2 separate regions of the Homo sapiens genome follow, and region 1 is linked to region 2. The links are chromatin loops, found by intact Hi-C in ENCODE. Cell type or tissue: breast epithelium. All regions are shown on one strand. Each heading gives the region's core, and the rest is flanking DNA. Links, peaks and the distances in the headings are about the cores only.

The links. A loop is a pair of places that touch in the nucleus more often than their neighbours do. Peaks named below come from ENCODE experiments on the same cell type or tissue, not always from the same donor. Only the 100,000 strongest peaks of a DNase experiment are listed, where the experiment ranks them.
Region 1: a loop joins it to region 2, with 16 times the contacts of the local background. A loop is called at or near these places in 2 of 110 quality-filtered maps.

What each region holds. Positions count from the first base shown.
Region 1 is chr7:97,284,765-97,290,161 of GRCh38, forward strand. It overlaps LOC107986826 (a long non-coding RNA gene), which reads right to left and starts at 4,340. Exons shown (of 3, transcript XR_001745292.1): 1 at 4,279-4,340; 2 at 2,354-2,443. In breast epithelium, for the core only: no CTCF peak of the experiment used is centred there; no DNase peak of the experiment used is centred there.
Region 2 is chr7:97,569,767-97,575,163 of GRCh38, forward strand. No RefSeq gene overlaps it. Among named protein-coding and RNA genes, the nearest start is that of TAC1, 160 kb to the right of the region's middle. In breast epithelium, for the core only: no CTCF peak of the experiment used is centred there; no DNase peak of the experiment used is centred there.

The DNA of each region.
Region 1 (5,397 bases), core at 148-5,147, 280 kb before region 2:
CATACTCAAAGCTTACTAATGGATTTTGGCTTAGAGTAGTGACTTGACTATCTTTTTCTTGGTTATATGAATCTCTCTCTCTGACCGTAGTTACTTCACGTCATATCTTATCACCCATAAAGCTTACTATTTCTAGGTATGTAACTTCTGCTTTACATTAATCACTTTTCATGTGTGTAGTCTGGTTTCCCAAAATCAAAGCTCAACATCTTTTTTTTTCTTCATGTTCTAGAGCAGAATGCTATATTCACATAACACATGCTTTATAAATATGTGTTGATTCCTACATCCTCTTCTACTAAAGATGAATGAAAATAATTAAATGGTGGAAACCAAATCTTTATCTTTCTGAGATGCTTTGCCTAAGGAAAAACAGGAACAGAAAAAAAGATTGATAATAGTTTTTTTCTAGTAATTTATGTTTTAATTCTAAAAAACTGAAAAATTTAGAACTGAATGAAGTAGAAAAATGTTTTACATTCATCCCCATTCTGTTTCCTAGGATTTAACAATTCAGAGCATAATCTCAGAATCTTCTGATAAATATCCCTAGTGCTTCCTGTAACAACATCTGGAAAAGTGTGAGGTATACTCCATTACCAGAAAGAGGAAGAAAGATAACTCTCTTACTATTCGTCCACTGATAATACAAATAGAATATGGAACAAACAACTACAAAGTAATTCTTCATTTTTCTCAAGTTGTTGCCCTTAGTCCATTCAGAGTCTGCCTGCAATGGACTTTGGAAGGCCTTTCTCATTCCAGTTTCTTTCCTTCTCCACTCCCCACTCCAGATACTTCCCTGTCTGTCCCAGACTATGGAGGACTCCCTCCCTTCTGGAAGGCTCTCAAGGTAATGACACTGGTGCCTGGCTCTCTCCTGGAAGGTCCTGGGAGGTCCTCCTTGGGGGACCTTTTCGGTTTTTCACAATGGAAGCTTTTACACACCTTTCTCTTGCTCATATTAACCAGCTCTCTAGCATAGCTTTGAAGTGTCACCATTCTAAATAAGAAAGGATACCTTACCAAAGAAGTGAGAAATGGAAATAGGAGACGAAGAGGAAGAAAATCAGATCTATTGATCTATCTATCCATCCATCTATTCTATTATCAATTGTAATAATAAATATATAATTCTATAACAAATTCAATATTGTGTAACATAGATACATACATAAAATTATACATAATATACACACATATATAAACATGTTATAGATAGGATTATTCTAAACAAATGTACTAGACATGTTAGTCTACGGCTTGCTTTTTTCACTTAAAACATTACTTTTCACTTACTTTTTTTCACTTAAATTATCACGGATATTTTTCTATGGTAATATATATAAAATTACTCAATTTTTAAAAAGCTATATGTACAATAGCTTATCTAAGCAATCTCCTAAGTATGTATGTTTAGATTAGTTTACACATTTGCTTTGCATATAATGCTGCAATCAAATTGCTGGACTAGATACATGGTCATTACACATTACATATTTATACTGTAAACATTTTAGGATAAATACCTAGAAGTAGAATTGTTGGGTTAAACGATATGCACACTTAAACTTTTAGTTGATACTGCCTACTTACCCTACAAATCTGGTTGTACCTATTCATATTCTTATCAATAGCATGTGGGAACCCTGTCTCATCATGCCCTTATGAATTCAGGATATTTTTAATGTTTTGTAAGATACTTACTAATATGATAAGTGAAAAACAGCATCCTCAAGTCTGAAGTTGCATTTCTATCATTTCATGTGATTTTTAACCATTTGCATTTCTAATTATTTGAAACTGCCTGTTAGTATCTTTTTTTTTTTTTTTTTTTACTGTCCAGTCCATCTATTATTGAAACCATTTTTATTGGAGCTAATCCTCTATCATATTAATGCAAATATACAGATTTATTTTTTTACTTTTAGCTTTGCCTATTATTATTATTTTAATTATTTATTTATTAATTTTAAATCACTTCTGGGAGTTAAATTCAACAATATTTTTCTTTTGGATTTGACATGGTATCTCATGGTAAGGAAGACCTTCCTCCAATATATACTAATGTTTATCCATAAGCTGTTTTTTCTTGTGATTTTTTTATCTACCTGGAAATTATTTTGGAGAAAGATGTGAGAAAATAGAATGTTCTATTTCTTTCTTTTTTCAAACTGGAAAGCCAGTTTTACCACATCATGTATTTTTATTTTCATTTTTTAACTATCGAGTCTCAGATATGTCCTATCATTTAAAAAATATCTTCCCCTTACCACATTGAACTAGGTGTTGTTGTTTATTATTTCTTTCTAGAAATACCAAGCCTGTTATTTATTTTTACAAATTCACTTACCTGTTCTGGCATCCCGTAAGCTTGAGGTCAGACAATACTCAGTCTTCTTCTGTAAACCCCGTTCTTTGGATTTTTTTGGAATCTTGATCTCTAGGAAAGCAATAGAGATACTAAGTATCAGAGGCTTTGGCTGGTTATACAACTTGAGGCCAGTAATATTATCAGAACAATTTATCTTTGTACATTATTCAGGTTAGAAATATATATGATACTTACTTTAATGCTATGAAAAAATATACTTTTGTAATCATTTTAGTGAAAGTTGTATATATTCTTATTTGGCCAGGAAGCTATTTTCAATTTGACATATTTGGAGTGCCAAGTGGGATAATCATTTATTAGATTAATAAGTAACAGTATTATGACAATTGCCATTTTAATTACTTAGTCTTGGAAACCCAAATAGCTCTTAAAAATTGTTTGTTTATACAATATAAATGGGGCATAATATATATAGATCACTCAGTCTAAGTAATCACTGTATAATTTATTTTCCCCTAATTCCCTGGAGTATTATTTTATGAATAACATTTGGTCTAGAATATTGAGATTTTTAAGGAAAACATCTAGGCTGGGTGAGGTGGCTCATGCCTGCAGTCCCAGCACTTTGGGAGGCTGAGGTGGGTGGATCACCTGAGGTCAGGAGTTCGAGACTACCCTGGCCAACATGGAGAAACCCCATCTCTACTAAAAACACAAAAAATTAGCCGGGCATGGTGGTGGGCACCTGTAATTCCAGCTACTTGGGAGGCTGAGGCAGGAGAATTGCTTGAACGTGGGAGGTGGAGGTTGAAGGGAGCGGAGATCGTACCACTGCACTCCAGCATAGGCAATAGAGCAAGACTCTGTCAAAAAAAAGAAAAAAGAAAAAAAGAAAAAAAATTTTTCTTTTTCATTCTACATTACTTAATTTATTTTATCTGCTAAGGTCTGAATTATTGTTTCTCCTGCCAGATTAATATGTTGAAATCCTATCCTTAAGGGGATGGTATTAGGAGGTGGGGGGTGATGTCTTTGGGTGTGATTAGGTTATAGGAGGCAGAGGCCTCATGAATGTGATTACTGCTCTTATAAAAGAGGCCTGAAAGAAATCCCTCACACCTTTGCCAGGTGAGGCTACAGTGAAAAGATGGCCATCTAGGAAGTGAGTCCTCACCAGATACCCAATGCTGGTGTCTTGATCTTGGACTTCCCAGTCCCTAGACCTGTGAAAAATAAGTATCTGTTGTTTATAAGCCACCCAATTTATGATCTTTTGTCATAGCAGCTTGAAAAGATTGAGACATATACTTCTGTCTTTCTTAAGCATTATAAAAGCTTTAGTGATATAATTTTGAAATTCTGATAATCACCTGAGCAAATCTAAGGATCAGAGCAGCAAAAAAAGAGAATAAAGAAATCAGAAGAGTTTTGGAAACAATAATAGGTTATAACAGTTAAAACACAATGTTAGGGAGTAGGAAGTTATTCCTTCTGGCTGCAAATATCCCCTATTCTGTAACATATATATATAAAAGTGTTATTTCAGCTGAAATTAACAATATGAAAAACAGAATGCATTTCACATGCTTTTACAGGAGTAAATTGTGTGTTACGGCAATATCAATAAATAACAGACACATTGATGTTTTCTCTCGTAAACTTTAGAGCTGGACATCTCTGGGTTTAAGTCTCATATCTGACATTGACTGGATGTGTGAACTTGGGCAAGTTAATTTTGCTAAGCCTCATAAAATAAACTCTCACATAATTTTTGAGATGGCACATAGTCTTGGCGTTAAAAATATTAGCTGTTAATAGTGTACTGCTACTAAAGCTTTTGAGATTTCACAGTTACCCAGGAACTGAGGAACCATAACAGCCAGTTCTCATTCACTCAGCAAACTGAAAAAAAAAAAAAAAAAAAAAGTTGTAGAAACCCTTACCTTAGCATATCTTCAGGAACAATCAGCAGTTAATTAAATTTGAAGCTGTTAGACTAAAGTGATAGAGAATACAAGTAAGAGCTAGTGAAAAAATCAGAAGACACAGCAAAAATGGAGATTCACAAAACAGGCTGGGAAGAGATGAGAATTGAAAATATAATGATATTTACTAAGAGCATTTTTGATAGAACAATACTGCTGACTCCTCTAAAACATACTCTAAATAATATTTTTACTTTAAAAATATATTACTTTATTGTTTATTCTTTTTTATTCCACTTTTAGTGTCATTGCTTTAGTATTTTTGCAGCTTTGTTGAGATATAAGAAAAAGTTGCATATATTTAAGTGTACATGATGTTTTGATATATGCATATAGTGAAATAATTGCTGCAATCAAGCTAATCAATATATCCATTTTTTCATTTTTGTTTTTAACTCAATTGCTTTCTTCTGTAACTTTCAAATTATTTTGATCCTCCATTTTCCTTTTGTGTACTCCCCCAACAGAAATACTCATTAGAAGAGACAAACTATGTTGTTTTCTTTTTTCAGCCTTCAAATACCGCTTTCTCTCTTGTTGCCTGTTTTGCTCTTCATGTAAATGGACGATTATTAGATGATTGTGGCAGAGAATATGTGGCAGTGCTGGTTATCACGTGCCTGCTTAACATGCTTTTAATTACAATGAAGATCCCAGTTCTGAGAAAGAAATTTTTTCTTTATTTTATTATTATTATTATTATTATTTATTTATTTATTTATTTTTTTGAGACGGAGTCTCGCTCTGTCACCCAGGCTGGACTGCAGTGGCGCAATCTCGGCTCACTGCAAGCTCCGCCTCCCGGGTTCACGCCATTCTCCTGCCTCAGCCTCCCGAGTAGCTGGGACTACAGGCACCTGCCACCTTGCGCCCGGCTAATTTTTTGTATTCTTAGTAGAGATGGGGTTTCACCGTGTTAGCCAAGATGGTCTCGATCTCCTGACCTCGTGATCCGCCCGCCTCGGCTTCCCAAAGTGCTGGGATTACAGGCGTGAGCCACCGCGCCCGGCTGAAATTTTGTTTTTCTAAAAAATCAAAAGTAAAATGTTTATACATAAAATAAGAGCTACCAAAATT
Region 2 (5,397 bases), core at 80-5,079:
GCAAACAAAATATTTTTCAGAAAAAAATCACATTACCCAAACCTCAAATTATTTCTATAAGCACTTTTCCAAATAAAATGCCTGGATCCCATTTATAATAACCAGGTACACAAAAAGAAAAGATGAATATAAATCAGCAGAAACAATAGACAATTAATCATACCAATTGAGGTTGGTCCATATGTTTGAACTAATAGATACAGACTTTAAACAGACTTTAAAAATAACTATGTTGGTCATATTCAATGAGTTCAAAAGAAAACTGAAATATTAAAAAATGCCTAGCATATTTTTTTTAAAAAAGGAGATGAAAATGAACAAAATAGAAATTATAGGGTGCAAAGTTCTAACAACTAAAATTTAGAACTTCATGGATGAGTATAACAACTAGTTAGGCATAGCTAAAAAGAGAATCAGTAAACTGAGAGGTAGGTCAGGAGAAATAATCTAGATTAAAGAACAGAAAAACAAATGAATGAAATGCACCAAAGAGAGGTAATAAGAGGCATGGATAATACAGTGAAAAGGGCAAACATACATTTATCTCCAGACCCAGAAGAAAAGGAAAGAGAGAGGATATTGTACAAGCAATATTTGGGAAGATGACGACTGTGAATATTCCAAATGTGATGAAAGACATCATCCACAGATTTAAAGCAGTCCAAGCATAACAAATGCAAGGAAATCCACACCTACACATATCGTAACAGAAACCAGAAATAATCAAATGTAAAGACATAATCTTAAAATTAGCTAGAGAAAAATATATACTGTTTTCTTTTCTTTTTTTTTTTTTTTTTTTTTTGAGACAGTCTCGCTCTGTCACTCAGGCTGGAGTGCAGTGGCACTGTCTCAGCTCACTGCAACCTCCACCTCCTGGGTTCAAGTGAGTCTCCTGCCTCAGCCTCCTGAGTAGCTGGGACTATAGGTGTGTGCCACCATACCCAGCTAATTTTTTGTATTTTTAGTAGAGATGGGGTTTCACCGTGTTAGCCAGGATGGTCTCGATCTCCTGACCTCATGATCCACCCGCCTCAGCCTCCCAAAGTGCTGGGATTACAGGTGTGAACCACTGCACCTGGCCAGATACACCATTTTCAAAGAGCAGTAATTAGATCAAGAGTGGACTTCTTATCAGACAAAAATATAATTATCTCCTCAATGGGTTGAAAGGAAGTAATTGATTTTTATGCCATTGAAAATATCATTCAGAATTAAACAAAATATCTTCATGCCATAGAAAAAATAGAGAATCTATCACCTGCAAAACTGCATTAAAACAAGTACTAAAGAATGATCTCCAAGTAGAAGAACATGTTTTTAAATGAATCTTAGAGATGCAGGATGGAGTAAAAAATAATGAAATTGTAAACAGGTGGGTAAACTAAATAAATATTAACCACATAAACCAGTTATAACAATGTCTTATGAGGTTTGTTTTTTGTTTCCTTGAAGACAGGGTCCGGTTCTGTTACCCCAGCTGGAATGCAGTGGCACTATCATGCTCACTGCAGCCTTGAACTCCTGGGCTTAAGCTTTCCTCTTACCTCAGCCTCCTGAATAGCTGGCACTACAGGTGTGCACCACCATAACTGCAATTATTTTATTTTTTGTAGAGAGGTGGTCTTGCATTGTTGCCCAGGCTGGTCTTGAACTCCTGGCTTCAAGCCTTCCTCCCGCCTTAGCCTTCCAAAGTGCTGATGTTTAACACACACACACACACACACACACACACACACTCCTATCTGTTTTACAGAGTAATCCATAGGTCAGAATCTAGCTCATTGATTACCCTTACAAGAAGTCTATTAAAGAGAGAAGGCAATGTGTCTTAATTTGAAGCTTATGGAAGTTGTTGAAAAAATGCCTCTCTCCCCACTCCAATTTACCCACCCCTCCACAAGAAACAGAAGGAGGCTGATCAAAGTAATCAAGACTGACTGGCATGTCTCAGCATTCCAAACATATGTATATTCATAAAATCTAGGGAAACGGGGCTCTGACCACTGGAAGTCTGTAACACACATTGTTAGGACTAGCTGAATTATATAATTACTACCCAGGTTGGTCAGGACACATCTCTCACACAAATAAGATGTCTTAACCACCAAAAAAACAGAATATAACATTATCTTTAAAAATTAAAAAATTAAAAGTAAAAGTGTAAATAATTATCTGGAAGTGTTTGCCATTTTTGCAAAAAAATACTTATCTGCATTCAAGTTTGGAAGATTTTGTTTATTAGATCACCGAAGCTATATTCTTTTTTAACTGTATTTTATGTGGCTCAAGCAAAAGCATAAATTCTTAATATTGCAATATACTTACCATAATATAGCTATATAGTCTATTTGCAAAGGAGCAATAGTTATCATTGGACTCATATTACTTTTTCTTCTCAGAAACTTCATTTTTCAAAATAAAATGCTACAGTCATTACAGTGAAAATATAAACAGAACTATTTACAATATAAACACATATATTTACAATATAAACACAAATATAAACAGGAGTATTTACAATATAAACACTTACTGGAACCTACAACTTTCCAAAATCTTTCTCCTTCACTTTTTCCTGTCTAAAATTGGATTAATGTGTTCATTTTCAAAGGAACTTGATGGACAGTACTAAAAGTTTGAATATTGTGAGTGCTTAATAGTAGTTTATAAATGCTGAATACTAAGTTACAGGTGATGCAATAAGCATAACTTCAGAAATACTTCAAGATAATTTTGCCATGCTGCATGCTTTCAAATAAATTAATTAAAAAATATTAACCTAAACAGAAATATGATTAGACTCATCATGTCAAAATTGACTGTAATTTTATGTCTGTTAAACATAAGGTGAAGTTTATCTTCATTGAATTTTAGATAGTAACTAGAGCAAGTTGTCTAAGAGATAGTGTTATACAAAAAAATGATAGGGTAAATTGGTTAACAGTATATAGAATGCTGTTTCAGTGAATGCCACATTTTTGTAAAAAAACTTAGGGTTTAAAATAATAATAAACGAGAATTAATTGAGCTCCCTGGGGAAATAGTTACTGAAATAGTTAATATTTTCTGAAGAATAACAAAAAATAAGATACTAACTGAAGACAATGAATAAAGACAATTTTATTCTCAAACAATTGAAGTTTATACATTTCATGATCATCCAACGACTTCTTAATCGCTTTATGAAAACTGGTTTGAACACTTCGAAATAGACACAGACTTCCTTCTGCAGAGCTATCAATGACAGGGACACTATTAGACGGAGATTGCAGAAAAGCTCTCACCAACTTCAATGTATTTTTATTTAAAATTCCACTACTGACATGTAACCATGACAGCAAAGAGGGCCTTTCTCTAACTGTAGAATAAGGAGATAGGCTCTTTGAGCACAATATCCATCAAAAAGATTAAGTAATGAAACAGGACACATTTCTGTCACTTCTACATCTGCCTGCTGTGCAAGTACACAAGGAGAGAAAGAAGCTGTCAGTTTGAGCAGCATTTTCCAATCTGAGGCTTTTAGGAAAATTACAGGGCACTGAAGAATGACAGTTCACATTAGAGCTGATTGGTGTCACAGCCAAAAGGAGGAAAGGCTCCTTGTCCTTTCACAATAGGGATTCGTCTTCCTTGAGCAAAGCTAATCACCTCCCATACTCCCAAAACTAACGATATAGCTAATCAAAAGAAATCATCCATTGAAGTGAAGTCTTCGTAGGCTCTTGGTTTAGTACAAAATCAATTTTGATTTTCATAAATGCCAGGTAGCTTTGACTGTATTGTCAACATCTGCACAGGTAATGTTGCTGAATACCTGAAGGTTGCTCCAAGTTTCTGTCCTAGAAAGATAGCTCTTGCTCCTGTTAATATGGGTAGATGTTCTGATTCCAAATAAAGTGCAATTTTTCATTATCCAGTGTAGTATCACTTGAGTGATTATATTAAACAGGATAGACTTCTCATCTTTCCCAGTCAAGGAAGAAATGTTTGACAATAGTGGCCTCTTCACTTGGAATCTGTAATCACAGTTCTTGGCATTGCTTCCTTCTGAGTTTTAGCTCAGAGCTAACAGAGAATAACACACATATATTACTGTGTTATTTAGCAAAGGACAGAGAAGAACAAGTGAAAAGTGGTCAGTTTAATATTTTAGCAATGTCTAAATCAATTGTTTACTGAGTATAAGAGGTTTTATCAGTGCAAAATCCTTCAAAAAGTTTTGAGGAAATCTGTCCAAACTAGGGAAGGCAGATTTATACCTAATAAACACATTTAAGAAAGTTGGGTGCCACCTGTTTTTTAAAAAAATTAAAATGGTGGTGTACTTATCAGGCTATTCAGCCTAATTTTTTTATTATTATTATACTTTAAGTTCTGAGGCACATGTGTAGAACATGCAGGTTTGTTACATAAGTATACATGTGCCATGGTGGTTTGCTATACCGATCAACCCATCATCTACATTAGGTATTTCTCCTAATGCTATCCCTCCTGTAGCCCCCCAACCCCCAACAGACCCTGGTGTGTGATGTTCCCCTCCCCATGTCCATGTGTTCTCATTGTTCAACTCCTACCTGTAAGTGAGAACATGTGGTGTTTGGTTTTCTGTTCTTGTGTTAGTTTGCTAAGAATGATGGTTTCCAGCTTCATCCACGTCCCTGCAAAGGACATGAACTCATCAGTTTTATGGCTGCATAGTATTCCCTGGTGTATATGTGCCACATTTTCTCTATCCATTCTATCATTGGTGGGGATTTGGGTTGGTTCCAAGTCTTTGCTATTGTGAGCAGTGCCGCAATAAACATACTTGTGCACGTGTCTTTATAGTGGAATGATTTATAATCCTTTGGGTATATACCCAGTAATGGGATGGCTGGGTCAAATGGTATTTCTGGTTCTAGATCCTTAAGGAATCGCCACATTGTCTTCCACGGTGGTTGAACCAATTTATACTCCCACCAACAGTGTAAAAGTGTTCCTATTTCTCCACATCCTCTACAGCATCTGTTGTTTCCTGACTTTTTAATGATCGCCATTCTAACGGGCATGAGGTGGTATCTCATTGTGGTTTTGATTTGCATTTCTCTAATGACCAGTGATGATGAGCTTTTTTTCATATGTTTTTTGGCTGCATAAACGTCTTCTTTTGAGAAGTGTCTGTTCATATCCTTTGCCCACTTTTTGATGGGGTTGTTTTTTTCTTGTAAATTTGTTTAAGTTTTTTATCGATTCTGGATATTAGCCCTTTGTCAGATGGATAGATTGCAAAAATTTTCTCCCATTCTGTAGGTTGCCTGTTCACTCTGATGCTAGTTTCTTTTGCTGTGTAGAAGCTCTTTAGTTTAATTAGATCTCATTTGTCAATTTTGGCTTTTGTTGCCGTTGCTTTTAGTG